Linked DNA regions of Mus musculus: all the other regions are linked to region 1. Evidence: chromatin loops called from intact Hi-C (ENCODE). Cell type or tissue: gastrocnemius. All regions are shown on one strand.

Region 1 (5,000 bases):
TAGTTGGTTCACAAGCTAATAGGGTTTCCTAGGGCTTCATCCATCCTTAGTTTGCACCAGTTCCCAACCCCAATAAACCCATATAAAAACCACACAATCCAGTTATAAATATAAGCTATGTACCTAGACTGGACAGCTCTAGCACTGTGCTAACTTATTCCCCAGCTGCGAGACCCTTTGCTATTTGCAGTTTCTCCTGGCCACGTGGTTCTGCTCCTCCTCTTCTTCAGTCCTCTCCCCTTCCCTTCTCCTCTCTACCTGTCCCTACTCTCCAAGACCTCCCACCTCTCCCCTCCCCTGCCCAATTACAGGCCTCAGCCTTTATTGACCAGTTAAAATGGGGAAGAGGATGCCCTCAATACCCTCCCCTTTCCCTCATCCCAGTTTCCTTTCCAGATTAACCCTTTAGCTCCTGACATTCTCTCCCTTTTCTACCATCCACTCCCACTACAAAATGTTTTTTAAGAGAGCATACAGAGCCGAATACAGTAGAATAATAATTACACAAAAATAGAACCTGGTGTGGTAGCTCACACATTTTATCCCAGTACTGGGAGGCAGAAGCAGATGGACCACTATGAGTTTGAGTTTGAGACCAGCCTGGTCTACACAATGTGTTACAGACCAAGCAGGATTATATAGTAAGACCCTGTTAAAGAAGAAAAAGTGCATATGCACAGAGATAAACCCAAGAGATGAAACAGAATGTTAGCAATGGCTCTCTTAAAGGGATGTGAGATTATGGGTTACTACAATTTTATTATCCATAGTTTCTGTGTTTTATACTAGTATACATCCAATATGTGTTATTTTGGTAATTGTTTTAATGATTTAATAAATGTCATGAAAATGAGAACACTTATATGTTTAACAAGATTTAATATAAAGCACTGATTCTTTTTTTTGTTGTTTTTGTTTTTGTTTTTTGAGACAGGGTTTCTCTGTATAGCCCTGGCTGTCCTGGAACTCACTTTGTAGACCAGGCTGGCCTCAAACTCAGAAATCTGCATGCTTCTGCCTCCCGAGTGCTGGGATCAAAGGCGTGTGCCACCACCGCCTAGCTCTTTGTTTTTATTTTAAATTTTTTTGCCATGTTTCATTTATTACTGTTATTGTTGTACGTGTGTGTATGTGCACATGTGCATGCATGCAGGTGCCTCAGCACATAGAGAAAAGCTTGCTGCAGTTGTTTCTGTCTCCGCTTTGATGTTTATAGGGGTTGAGCTCAGTTGCTAATCTTTCACAGCAAGTGCCTTTTCCCACGGAACCACCTCATTGGCCCCAATTCATCTTTTTATTAAAGAATATTGCAAGAATGTTGTGACTTAACATTAACAAAGTTAAAAGCATCAATTTAGCAAAGTCACCTTTGTTGTTCTCTGTTGTGAGTGTGGGTACACACCTATATCCTGACTATCAGCAGAAGAATGAAGGGGAGTTCTAGTTCTGAGTTAACCTGGGCTACTTGCTGAGTGTAAGGGTAGCCTTAAAATAAGAACCTATCAAAGAAAAGTTATTGTTTTGTTTACTGCTATTCCAAAGTTATCAAGAAGTATAAATATGTGGAAATGAACACAATCAGGCAAATACTAGGAAGCCAACATTCCACTGACCCATTAGAGGCCAGCCTGATCTATGGAGTGCATTGAGGCCAGCCAGGGACATATACCAAGACCCTGTCAGTAAATAACTAAATAAGAGCACATAGTGGTCTGTAGGGCGGGGAGTTGAGGATGGACTCTCTGCTCTGTGCAGCTTGCTGGCAGATTGGTACTGATGCATGTGGGACATCAGATCTAGGTATAGTGGTGTATGGCATCCCAGAGGATGAAAAAGAACTGTTTTTAAGTGTTGGTGTGTGAGAAACAACAGAGTGCTGGGAGGAGTTGTTGAAGCTGGTGAATGGAAAGCATAGGAGAAAGAAAAAGCGGAAGAAGAGGAAGAGAAGGGATTTTTGCAAGCCTCTGGCACAGGAACATGGTTAATCTCTCCATGGCCCCAAAGATCAGAGCTTCAGTTAGGGATTGAAGCTGTAGCAGATTTAGCTCCGTGCAAAGGAAACAAACAAAAATCCATCCACTCTGAAGTTAGCCTTACAAAGACTTGCTCAGGCAGCCTGCATCGACTGAGAAAGAAGAGAAAGGAAGAAGAGAGGAGAAGACAGAAGATCAAGGTGACACAGAAGAGGAGAATGGGAGAGAGATGTTGGTGCAAGAAAGGAAGCGGAGAAATAAGATGAACAATGGTTGGTTTCTGAGCTCTGGGTAATCCCTGCAAACCAGGCTCTCCCTTGCATTTCCTCCTCCATCGGCAATATCCTGAAACACCAGCAGATGGAGATATTGCCCTAGAAAACAGGAAAAGTTTCAGCCCCACCCCCAACTTAAAATTCAAATTTTCCTTTTCTTAAAAACACACTCAAAGAGAATGCAAGATGTTTCTGAATTTCCAAACTAAATTTAAGAAGCAAAGATTCTTATGGTAAAATTTACTTACTTTTGTTTGTTTGGTTTTTTGAGACAGGGTTTCTCTGTATAGCCCTGGCTGTCCTGGAACTCACTTTGTAGACCAGGCTGGCCTCGAACTCAGAAATCCGCCTGCCTTTGCCTCTGCTGGGATCAAAGGCGTGTGCCACCACGCCTGGCTAATTTTACATACTTTTAATAATTCATGCTTTTAATCCCAAAGAAGGCCACTGTAAATTTTTGACTTTAGATTGCTACTTGAAAAAGGTTCCTAACATTCTTTCTGTCCCAATTCAGTTATTATTTAATGTATACATATATGTATGTTGTCCGTGTATTTTTGACGACTGTCAGCTAATTGAGCAACGTTGGGATGCACTACAATTCTGACCCAGCTGGCCCATGGGTAACCCTTCTTTTTCCCAGACAGAATCTCTATCTTTTGCATCCTTGCCTGTGGTAATTCTGGGAATCCTCCTCACTCTCTTACCAGTAAGAAAGCAGCCAGTGCAGAGGACTTCCAGTGACTATGCCATCCTGGCAAAGAGGTGCCCCAAAAGGGAACCACTCTGGTGTAACAGAGCTTCCCAACTTTCAACTATACCCACCTCACATGCTGATTTCCAGATGATCTGATGGATTCAGAAGTGAAAGAAAAGAAAGAAACGTTCTGGCTGGGTGTGATGGTGCATTTATGTAGTCCCAGCACTTTTGGCGGGGGTGGGGGGGTGGGGTGGGGAGATCATAGTCACCCTCAGGCACAGAGTAACCCCAGGTAGTGATGTTGCCATTTCACCATTTCAAGGACCATGGTGCTTTGAATAGCAAAGCCATAGTGTCCCTGTGCTAGAGAGGGGTCGAGACGCCATCACTTGGTTTCTGGGAATTGAACTCAGGACCTCTGCTTGCTCCTCTTGCTGGCCCCGTTTGCTCCAGCCCAAAGAGTTATTTATTACTATAAGGAAGTACACTGTAGCTGTCTTTAGACACACCAGAAGAGGGCATCAGAGCTTATGTGGTTGCTGGGATTTGAACTCAGGACCTTCAGAGGAGCAGTCAGTGCTCTTACCGGTTGAGCCATCTCTCCAGCCCTCTTTGGCACCTCTTAACTTCCATACAAGTGTCCATTTTTATGTAGCCAGTGAACATATACATAGTATCTATTATGTATAAACCCTATGCTAACTTGTTGCAAGAACATTAGTATTTCTGAGGTGCGCTCCCTGACTTAGTTAGGCTCCAAGGATTGATGACCTGGTCTACTCTATTACCTACCCTTTCCTTCATTCGCTCATTTTTAAATTTTATTTTACATTGATTTATTTTGTGTGTGCATGCAGATGTATGCTACCGAGTAAGCTCTCTTCTTCCACCAGGTGGGTCCTAGGAAGACCATCAAACTTGGTAGCAAGTGCCTTTATCCACTGAGCTTTTTCCAGACCTCTCACTCAACATTTGCTGAGGTCCCCCCCCCCCCCACTTTTTTTTTTTACAGGACCTTTCAGGAGTTGGAGGTGCAGAAGTGAAAGAAATGAAATAAACTTTCTTTCTGGCTGGGTGTGATGGTGTGTGTATGTAATCTCAGCACTTGGCAAGAGGATGGGGAGTCACCCTCAGGCACAGAACAAGTGGAGTTTGAAGACAACCTGAGCCCAAAAGGAACAGAGACCTCAGTCCCTTCTTCCTCCTTTCATCCTTGACCACCAGATGAGCAGTTTTGCTTTACCATACATTCCCTCTTGGGACCCAAATAAATTAATAATTTAAAAAGTGAAATGTTTCTAATAGGCTCTACCATTCATTACTAACCTCAAATAAACTGAGTATGGAAAAGATTCTGACAGAAGGGGGGATGACTAATTAGTTAACTAAGTCCTTTTATATTCTTTTTTCCTTTCTGGAAAGAATCAATAGAAAATCACTGGGTAGAGTCAAAGAAAGTGTAACCTTCCAACCAAAGAGTTGTGACAGCTAGAAGCAAAGTATAATTTGTGTGTATGTGTGACAGTTCTCACTTGAACTTGCCTCAAATTCATGGCAGCCCTGCTCTTAAATGCTGGGATTACAAGTGTAAGGCTGCAACACGGTTTCTGACAGGCTCTTTTAGCTGAAAAGGCAGTATCAAGGCCGTTGGGGAAATTGAATACTACAAGATTACATGGTTGAATCACTGTTAGCTCTCTTATTTGGGTGGCTGCATTGAAATTACTCAGGGAGAAACCCTACATTAGTCAGTTTTTTTCTATTACCTTAACAAAATATGTGAGACAAAGCTGGTGGTCTAATCTCCGTGAATTTGAGGCCATTATGTTTCACAGAATGAGTTCCAGACCAACCAGGATTACACACATGGTGATAGCCGGCCTTAAACGACAATAACAACACAAAATGAAGACAGCTCATAAAGAGGAACGGTTTCTTTTATTTTGGTTCACAGTTCTGGAGATTTTGGTGTGACTGGTCCCACAGCTTAGAGCCTGCGGTGAGCAATACAACACAAAAGTGAAGCTGCTCTCCTGGAGGTCCGAGACGAAA
Region 2 (5,000 bases), 66 kb after region 1:
TGTCTCAAAAAGCAAACCAACAAGGAAAACCAAAATCAGCCACCATCAAAGACAAAGCAATTCCGTCTGGATGACTGTAACCTAGGAGGCTTGTTGGTATACATGACAGACTATGCCTGAGGAAGGCCAGAGACAGGGTCAGGAGGCAAGCCTGATGATCTGAGGTCCATCCTGGGAACCCACCTTATGCAAGTCTCCTACCGCTACACAAACAAATGAGTAAATGCAATTTAAAAGAGAGAGACTAGGGCTGGAGAGATGGCTCAGTGGTTAAGAGCACTGACTGCTCTTCCAGAGGTCCTGAGTTCAAATCCCAGCAACCACATGGTGGCTCACAACCAACTGTAATGGGATCTGATGCCCTCTTCTGGGGTGTCTGAAGACAGCTACAGTGTACTCAGATAAATACATAAAAATAAATAAATCTTTTAAAAAAGAAAGAGAGACTATGTTTGCAAACGTCCTTGGTAACCCAGTGCCCACCCACTGCTGACTGAACTTACTGTGACCTAATCACACCAGTGACACACTGAGCAAAAGCAGCAAAACCCAGGATACAGACAGGGTGATCTCACACGCATGGAGTTAAACTAAACGGCACTGTGTAGAGATAGATGCACACACACAAGGCATGTGACAAAGAGACGGCCATCCACAGGTCAAGATGGCAGCCTCTGGGGGAGGAGCTCAGGCTTGGAAGGAAGCTCTGACCACACTCCATTTCTTAAGGCTGCAGTGTTTACACTGTGACTTACCTCACTACTATTTGCCAAACTATACATCTGTGCCACATCTGTATATATTATCTTTCAGAGTAAAAAAATGTTCAAAACAAAGATAGTGAAATAAACATACTGATTCTTAGAAAAATTGAAAGAACATAAAAACCATCATTAAAAACAAAACAAAACAAAACAAACAAAAACCCTCCTAACCGGGCTTTTGTTTGTTTCTGGATTGAGATCTTGCCATACTTACTCAAACTCCTAGGCTCAAGAAATCCTCCTGCCTCAGTCTTTCAAGAGCTGGGATGATAGTGTCACCTTGCCTGGATGCAATCCTTTGTCTTCAATTTAAAACCTTGGTTCCCAAACTCCTAACACTGCATATACCAAACACGCTTTGCTTTCAGTAGAGCATATTCTTTTTCATTTTTCTTTCAGTAAAGTCTCACGAAGCCTGGGTGGACCTAAGCTCTTGATCCTCCTGCCCTACCCTATAGAGTGATGAGATTGCAAGCATGCCCCACCTCCACTAAAGCAGGGGGTGAGCTGAGGATGTTTGCAATTGCCTCACCTAAGACTGCAGGTGGAAACAGTCGCCTGGGAACACATGGATGCTTTGTCAAGAATCACCCGAAGATCCTTTTTGCACTTGGGAGAACAAGGCTGAAAGAGGTACCTAACGACCTGGGTGGCGTGTTGAAAACTGCCATTCCTGAGGATCTCTGCTTAGGTAAAACCCCATGACAAAGCAGAACTAGTTTACCAAAGGGACTCACTCGGGTTAAGCATAGGAAAAGGAAGGGCGATGGAGGCCTTAAATTCAGATAAAAGACTTGAAAGGGGCGGGAGGAAATCTCAGTGACGAGCGGTGACCCCTGAAGGATAGAAGAAGTCAGCCTAGGAGCAAGCTCAATTCAAGGCCCAGGAAGTGGTGCTTTGGGAACTAAAGAAAGCTCTAACCTGAGAGTCCAGAGGGAATCTGACTGGCAGGGATCTGACTGACTGGCAGGGATCTGACTGACTGGCAGGGATCTGACTGACTGGCAGGGATCTGACTGACTGGCAGGGATCCGACTGACTGGCAGGGATCTGACTGACTGGCAGGGATCCGACTGACTGGCAGGGATCCGACTGACTGGCAGGGTTCTGACTGACCGGCAGGGATCTGACTGGCAGGGATCTGACTGACTGGCAGGGATCTGACTGGCAGGGATCTGACTAACTGGCAGGGATCTGACTGGCAGGGATCCAACTGACTGGCAGGGATCTGACTGACTGGCACTGGCAGGGATCTGACTGGCAGGGATCCAACTGACTGGCAGGGATCTGACTGACTGGCAGGGATCCGACTGACTGGCAGGCATCAGACTGACTGGCAGGGATCTGACTGACTGGCAGGGATCTGACTGACTGGCAGGGATCTGACTGACTGGCAGGGATCCGACTGACTGGCAGGGATCTGACTGGCAGGGATCCGACTAACTGACAGGGATCTGGTCCCTAAAGGACACTGAGCAGCAATTACTACACATCCTTGGACTGTGCGGGGCAGCTCTTCCAGTGACATCACACGGCGGTCAGAGATAACAGTTGGGTGCAGCACTCACAGCTCTCTCTCCTCTGAGAGTGACAAGAAGGACCCCTCTGGGCAACAGAAGCCTCCAGAGAGTTTAGAATCCTTACTAATGAAGGCCTTGGATTACTTGGCAGAATACTAGAAAAAAATAAACCAATATGTGACTGTGTCAGTCAGGTGGCCAACTTGAGAGATTAGACACACTGGTTAAACATCTCACCCGAAACAAATGGCTCATACACAGGTGTTACTCTAGTGCCCCTTTATGTTAACAACCCCATTACGTTAGGTGAGTAGGGAAACAAATCCCCAAGCTGACAGGAGAATCCGTAGCTCGTTCACACAAAGCCCAGGACAGGCGACTTGGAGAAGGAACAGCGAGCCGGACAGTAGTGGCGCACGCCTTTAATCCCAACACTTGGGAGGCAGAGGCAGGCGGATTTCTGAGTTGGAGGCCAGCCTGGTCTACAGAGTGAGTTCCAGGACAGCCAGGGCTACACAGAGAAACCCTGTCTCAAAACCTCCCTCCCACCCCCACCCCCCCCCCCAAAAAAAGAGAGGCGGCTCATCCATTAATGGAAACTCAGGGCACGAATGCTACTGTGCTATGTGGTAATCCCTCTGTGACTGCGGCCCATTAAAGGAATACGTTTCTCTCTCATCTCCTTTGAAAAGCAGGTGAGGCATTCTTGTTGCCCAGGACACTGTCTGTCTGCCTCTGCGAGCTCAGGCTGATTCACCATCTGCATCTTTCCAGAGGTCCACGGACCTGACCCTCGCACCTGACGATACCCTTAGTCTTATACCACAGCTCCGCATCTGCATCATCACCACCATCATCACCACCACCACTGCTGCCACCATTATCACCACCACCAATGGGATGGGCCAAAAAAGGATTCTACATTCTCCCATGTCTATCTTTATTTCATTGGCTCTCATTCCCATCCCATCCCTCTTCACACTGTCACTTGTTGAAGAGCAGGAGGAAAGGAGGAAATAAGAAAAGGGAGAATATGTCTGCACTGCAACTGGAAAAAGAAAAAAAAAAAAAAACGAAACAAGCCAGAACGACAGACGAGTGACTGGTGGTTGGCCACACAGCTCAATAGCTACCGGTGCCATCATGTAAACGTAATTCCCCTGATAACCATGGAAACCAAAATGAAGGCACCGTGTTGAGGGCTGCTCTCTTTAGATATCTAAAAACAATAAGAGGCCAGAGACCAGAGAGACAAAGAAATCCAGGCATTCCAAGCCAGAGGAAATCCTTTCCTAAAAGCTCTGACAAAGTGTGCCATTTTCTCCCGTCTCCAAATCTCAGCAAGCTTCCACCAGGACTGGAGACCTGACAGGGATCATGAAACAATTCAAGCCTCTCCTGTGTGCTGGTCTCCTGGGGCCAGATGCTATGAGGCCAGCTCTCTGGGAGCTGAAAGCTTATTGTTATCATAAAACATACCGCAAACCAGCAGAGGGGCACAGACACACACAGACATGGACTCACGTGAGCACACGCGCGCGCGCACACACACACACACACACCTGTGTGTGCACATACAGACTTTTATATAACTAACATAGCTAGCTATGCAAACAGCTCCATGGGGGCAGACACCATTGTCTGGATCTTGTTGCCAGAATAAACGAACAGTTGAGTTAGAACATAGGCAAGCTCAAGCATTCTTTCTACTACCCAAGGCCAACAGTGTTGATGGCTGAGCAAAATCAAAGTCCTGGCCTCGTTCTTGGTCTAGCTTCTCTGTGTGCAGGAGACGGCTGGATTCCATGGGCTCCTAGGCATCTTCCAGTAGACAGTCAATCACCCTACTGTATTTTTTTTTTTTTTTTTTTTTTTTTTGTGATAGCACATGCCTGACAGTTTTCTTTCCCCTCAGAGGGAATCTGATACCCATCTGCTCAAGTAAATTAGCGTTCCCATCCTGCCTGACTCATTCGGTAGGAACAACAGGTTCACATGCCAATATGAAACAGAAGGCAAAGGGGGCCTGGGAAAGGGGAGAGGGCTCCTCAGCCAAAACGACACATTTTTCAGAATCACATTCACAGAGGACGGTGTGCTTACTGCGAGAAAGACGTCTATCATGGACTCCTAGATTGCTATTTTAACAATGCTCACACGGAGAGTGCTCTCTAAGGAGTCCTCAACGTTTCCTGCTTAATCCTCACAGCAACCTCGGGCCGAAGAATTCATCTCTACTTTTATTTATTTATTTTTTTTTTCCATTTTTTATTAGGTATTTAGCTCATTTACATCATCTCTACTTTTAACAGAAGCACCACCGACGTGGCTCAAGGTTGCCTGGCTAGTGGGTGGTGGATGGAACTAACACCAACTCCGGAGTTCTGGCTCTCCAAACGGCTCTGCCATCAGTGCAGGAGGGAGGCCGGGCAGGGGGTCGTCCCCTCTTCCTTCAAAGATTTGCGGAAACCGAGTCTCCGCGACTTGTTAAAACCAGACCCACTGGGTGCGCGACTGCACGCTCTCTCCTGCATCCCAGGTGAAGGCTAGCAAACCGCAAAATCGCATTCATTCTCTCAGACACTTGCAAAGCCCTGGGGCTGGAGGCGACCGCGGGTGGGTCCGGGGTGGGGGCGGACGGGGGCACAGCTCTCCCGGAGCTCCGGCAGCCGAGGCCCCCCACCTCCCGCAGTGCCCCCAGGCCCGGTCCCCGCAC
Region 3 (5,000 bases), 92 kb after region 1:
CAAAGTCCTACTTGTTCTCAACAAGTAGTTTATATGTCCGTTTAATCAGCCTTACACCTTTCTGGGCCAATTCAGCTGCAGACAGGAGGAGAAGCCGTCACCAGGTCTTCATGCCATGCATCCACCTGACTGCCCGTCCTCAGATGCTATCCAGCTTCTTTAAGATATATGGAGCTGAAAGAAAAACCCGGGATTAGGTTTTTTTTTAAAGATTTATTTATTATTATACATAAGTACACTGTAGCTGTCTTCAGACACCCCAGAAGAGGGCATCAGATCTCATTACGGATGGTTGTGAGCCACCATGTGGTTGCTGGGATTTGAACTCAGGACCTTTGGAAGAGCAGTTGGTGCTCTTAACCACTGAGCCATCTCTCCAGCCCCTGAATTAGGTTTTATTCTACAAGTCCTCAGGCCATACTGCACAGTTATAATGGTGGTGGTGGTGGCGATGGTGGATGTCACTGACTTTATGAAATATGATTCTAGAAACTTCCAAATTGTTATCCAACAATTGTGTCTGACCACAAGAAGGGATCCGCTGCTTTGCAAAGCTGCCCACCCCCATGTCACTCAATAACCATCGCACACAAAGAGCAAGCAACCTCACACTCCGGCATCTTTCCTCCAGGGCTGTACGTAACCCCAACAGCCCTTCACTGTGGGCATCTTTGACCTATTTTGCACTACAGGAAGTTAAATCCAGGTCTTGCACGGGCCAGGCAAGGACTTTACCCCCAAGGTATACTTGAGGGGGGTGGGAGGTGGAGCAGATTCCTTTTTAACCCAAACAAGACGAAATGCAAGAGGAATCAAATGGGCATTAGGCTTCATTACCAATGCTGGGAGAACAGGGGCTAGGAGGTGTGTGTGTGTGTGTGTGTGTGTGTGTGTGTGTGTGTGTAAGGCAAGCAGAGGAACAGACACCTACTCTGGTTTCTCTATGACTCTGTCACCTATGCCCTTCAGATCACACCAGTTACTGTGCTGATGTGATAAATGATGTGCACAGAGCTGTCTGGAATACCCAAGTGGCGTTGCTGAGATAGAGATGACTCAGCAGTTCAGAGTGTCTGCGGTCAATCAGGAGGACCTGAGTTCAGATCCCAGCAGCCCAGCCATCCAGCCATCCCTGGCAGCTTACAATTAATGGCCAGCTTGACTCCAGTTCCAGGGATTCCAACGCCCCCTTCTGGACTGCAGGCACGTGGTTCACATATAGACAAGCAGAAAAACACATAACAAAAGTCTCTTGTTTCAAGACAGATTTCTCTGTGTAACCGCCCTGTCTGTCCTGGAACTCCATTTGCAGACCAGGCTGGTCTTTAAAAAAAAAAAAAAAAAAAAAAATCATTGAGATCCACCTACCTCTGCCTTCTGAGTGCTGGGATTAAAAGTGTGTGCTACCATGCCCGGTTCTAAATAAAAATCATTAAATAGAATAAATCAGTGCACTAAGCTAACATTTCCTTGAGAGCTCTTGCCTATAAGAGAAGGATGGGAAAGCTAAAGTTTAAAGGGTAAGCAGGATGTTTTGGGTGCTTCCATTTCCCCCAAGATGTCCTGTCCTGGAGGAGCCAGCAATACAGAGAGTACAGCAAAAGAGGCACCCAAATGAGGGAGGCCTTAACTCCAGTCTTCTAAAAATGTTGGTATGTTCTTCAATTATTTGAATCGCTCCTGCCTCTCCCTGCCCAGAAGACTCCCACAGGCAAGCAAGCACTGGACAATAGGAAGAAGTGGTACAGGTGTGGAGGTCAGAGTACAACTTCTGGAAACTGGTTCTCTCCTGCCACCACGTGTGGATCCGGCTCAGGCAACTCAGTGAGCCACCTAGCCAGCCCCTGACTTTTAAATTGACAGTATGGCTTTAACCTTGAGTATGTGTCCTATGAACTCAAGCTCTCACTTGGGGTGAGGTGGCACAGATCAAGCAACTTTTGTTAATGTTGAGATCAAACGCTTCAGAGATTCTCCAAGAAAAACCAATTATTTACTTCACCCTCTGTACAAACAAACATAAAGAAAGCTAATCTCTTGTACTTCAAAGGCAAGCAGAGAGAGAAAGCGCCTGCTACCTTATTAAGAGCTCAGCCGGAATTGTATTCGTTCTCTGAACGGCCAAATGACCTTGGGTCAGCCACCTTCCGGGGACCGTTTCTAGGTTTGCAAAACGAGGGTATTGCTCCGAGGATAACACGTGGGAGCTTCTTAAGCACAAACGTTGGGCGAGCAAAGGTGACTTAACCACGCGTCCTCCGCCACCACGTGCACTGGGCACATCCCCAGGACCCGCAGACCCCCAGAGTGTGCGCAGTTGGGCAGTCCTGGACGTGCAAGCACCCCACTCTCCCCAGGATGCTCAGCTCAAGGCCCCACGACCGCGTGCAGGGTTGGGTGTGGACGCGTGGCCTCACGGTCACAGCCCAGAAGGACACTCACTGACTCGCAGCAGGGCCACGTAGATGAGGAAGTTCCGAATGGAGGAGACCACATCCTCACGCATCTTCCGCTTCATCTCCTCCGGGTCCAACTTGGGCGCGAGACCCTCGATCCGGAACATTGCGGCGGCTCTGCCTCCAAAGCTTGCGAGAGCAGCAGCTTGCTCTCCTCCAGTGGCCGCCCTGCACCCGGAACTTAGCCAGGCTCCACTTCCTGTCCCACCCCTTGTTTCTGTCCTGTGACGGGAACCTGTGAGGGGAAAATTTCATCCTGTCTTCTTGTGTCTGAAGCAAAGAGACCTGAAGGGGGCGGCCGCCGCCTTAAGTCTCTGAGCCTTGGGTGGATCTGGACTGTGTTTTGGTCCCTAGCCGGGAGAGTGCCACCTGTAAAGTTGTTTTATGCTGTAAAGTAGGGAGGTGTGTGCAAAAATATCATTATAAATAATAATAACATTTATGAAGAATCTAAGACAGTACTTCGTGAAATGCACATTTTAGTCTGTCCTTCCTAGGTTTGAAATTTAAAACAACTTAGTTGGGAATGAAGTTCGTTTGCCAAATCGTTTTCTTAGGATGCATGAAGCCCTGGATAGTGTTGCTGTTGTGATAAACACCACCAAAATAACTTAGGAAGGAAAGTGTTTCACCTAACCTGTTAACGTTATCCAGGGAGGCCAGCACTGGAGTTCAAGCTGGAACCTAGAGGAGGGAACTGAAACCAAGCGGAGACGTTGTCTTTACTGGCTAGCTGGCCTCAACCAGCTAACTTACTTTTATTGGTTAGGACCACCTGCCGGGTGGCATTGCCCACAGTGGGCTAAGCCTTCCTCCATCAACTAGTAGTCACACAATGACCCTCAAATTCACCAATAGGACAATCTGGTGGAGGCAATTCCTCAATTGAGGTTTTCGCTTCCTAGGTGTCAAGTTGACAAAAACTAGCCAGCACAGTGCTGCACACACCTGTGTTCCCAGCACTGGGCTGCTGGAAAAAAGGGGTCAAGAGTTGAAGGTCAGGGCAGTGCTGGCTCAAGCACTTGGGAGACACAGGCAGGCAGATCTTTGAGTTCAAGGCCAGCCAGGTCTACAGAGTGAGTTCCAGGACAGCCAGGGTGACACAGAAAAATCCTGTCTCCAGACAAACAAACGAATGAGTTCAAGGTCAAGGTGGAAACAGTGTCTCACACCTGTAATTTCAGCCCTCAGAAGACAGAGGCAAAAGAATTACTGCAAGGTTAGGGGCAGCCTGGGTTACAAAGTAATTACAAGGACAATCTGAAACAAACAAACAATCCCAAGATAAACAAACACAAACAAAAAACAGAGGTCAAGGTTATCACCCTCAGCTAGTGAGCTCAGACTGCTAGTGTCCCAGACACTGAAATTCTAACATTTCCCACATTTTTTTTCTGTACACTCATTTTTTGGAGGTAACTGATCTTTAAATATTCTAATGAAGATCTTGGACTACAGCAAGTATGAGCCCAGATCAAAACTGATCAACACTGGACAGATGAGAGAAAATCAAGTTAGAGTTTTCAGACATGAATGGGACAACTGAATTTTTCACATAATCCAATATCAGAACGTCTCTTTTTGCAGGCACACTGTATAACAACAATGAATTTGGGGTTAAATAAGAATAATACTTGAGGGCTGGTGAGATGGCTCAGTGGGTAAGAGCACCCGACTGCTCTTCTGAAGATCGGGAGTTCAAATCCCAGCAACCACATGGTGGCTCACAACCATCCATAAGGAGATCTGACTCCCTCTTCTGGAGTGTCTGAAGACAGCTACAATGTACTTACATATAATAAATAAATAAATCTTAAAAAAAAAAGAATAATACTTGAAGCCGGGCGTGGTGGCACACGCCTTTAATCCCAGCACTCGGGAGGCAGAGGCAGGCAGATTTCTGAGTTCGAGGCCAGCCTGGTCTACAAATTGAGTGCCAGGACAGCCAGGGCTACACAGAGAAACCCTGTCTCGAAAAACAAACAAACAAACAAACAAACAAACAAAAGAATAATACTTGAGGCCGGCCATGGTGGTGCATGCCTTTAATCCCAGCACTTGGGAGGCAGAGGCAGGCGAATTTCTGAGTTCGAGGCTAGCCTGTTCTACAGAGTGAGTTCCAGGACAGCCAGGACTACACAGAGAAACCCTGTCTCAAAAACACCAAAAAACAAACAAACAAACAAAAAAACTTGACTGTGAGAATGACTGACAATGTTAGCACCTTCCTGATTGACAGAGTGTAAGACCCTGGGGTTAGAGTAAAAAACTCTCGAGTGTTTCTTCAAGCTTTAGTAAGTATTTGCATCTATAATTCAGACAGTGGACAAGCAGAGGCAGCAGTGGTAGGGGAGGGGCTGACTCCTAAGGAAGAGGTCCAGCCTTCATGAGTGCCGAGAAGATCACTCTTGGCAATGCTTCTCCCTGCTCACAAAATCAGGGACAAGTCTCTCTTTCGTGCTCTAAAGTCTCTTCTCACTCTGATCATCTATGCATTTGAATTCTATTTGTGTCATTGAGGGCATAATAGTTTGGAGTGCATGA

Evidence for each region. Peaks named below come from ENCODE experiments on the same cell type or tissue, not always from the same donor. Only the 100,000 strongest peaks of a DNase experiment are listed, where the experiment ranks them.
Region 2: a loop joins it to region 1, with 2.9 times the contacts of the local background. A loop is called at or near these places in 10 of 42 quality-filtered maps.
Region 3: a loop joins it to region 1, with 3 times the contacts of the local background. A loop is called at or near these places in 15 of 42 quality-filtered maps.

The regions. Positions count from the first base shown.
Region 1 is chr4:45,013,499-45,018,498 of GRCm38, forward strand. 1700055D18Rik (RIKEN cDNA 1700055D18 gene) reads left to right here. Exons shown (of 1, transcript NR_166789.1): 1 at 1-853. Among named protein-coding and RNA genes, the nearest start is that of Polr1e, 2.6 kb to the right of the region's middle. In gastrocnemius, a CTCF peak has its summit at 2,332 (motif pointing right); a DNase peak (open chromatin) is centred at 2,324; H3K4me3 peaks cover 754 bases; H3K27ac peaks cover 980 bases.
Region 2 is chr4:45,079,396-45,084,395 of GRCm38, forward strand. All of the region lies in intron 1 of Fbxo10 (F-box protein 10), which reads right to left. Among named protein-coding and RNA genes, the nearest start is that of Fbxo10, 2.7 kb to the right of the region's middle. In gastrocnemius, no CTCF peak of the experiment used is centred here; DNase peaks (open chromatin) are centred at 1,942, 4,299 and 4,786; H3K4me3 peaks cover 1,057 bases; H3K27ac peaks cover 582 bases.
Region 3 is chr4:45,105,471-45,110,470 of GRCm38, forward strand. Tomm5 (translocase of outer mitochondrial membrane 5) reads right to left here and starts at 2,643. Exons shown (of 2, transcript NM_001099675.1): 1 at 2,443-2,643; 2 at 1-174. The coding sequence starts at 2,563. The coding sequence ends at 140. In gastrocnemius, a CTCF peak has its summit at 2,744 (motif pointing right); DNase peaks (open chromatin) are centred at 2,684 and 3,234; H3K4me3 peaks cover 2,267 bases; H3K27ac peaks cover 1,831 bases.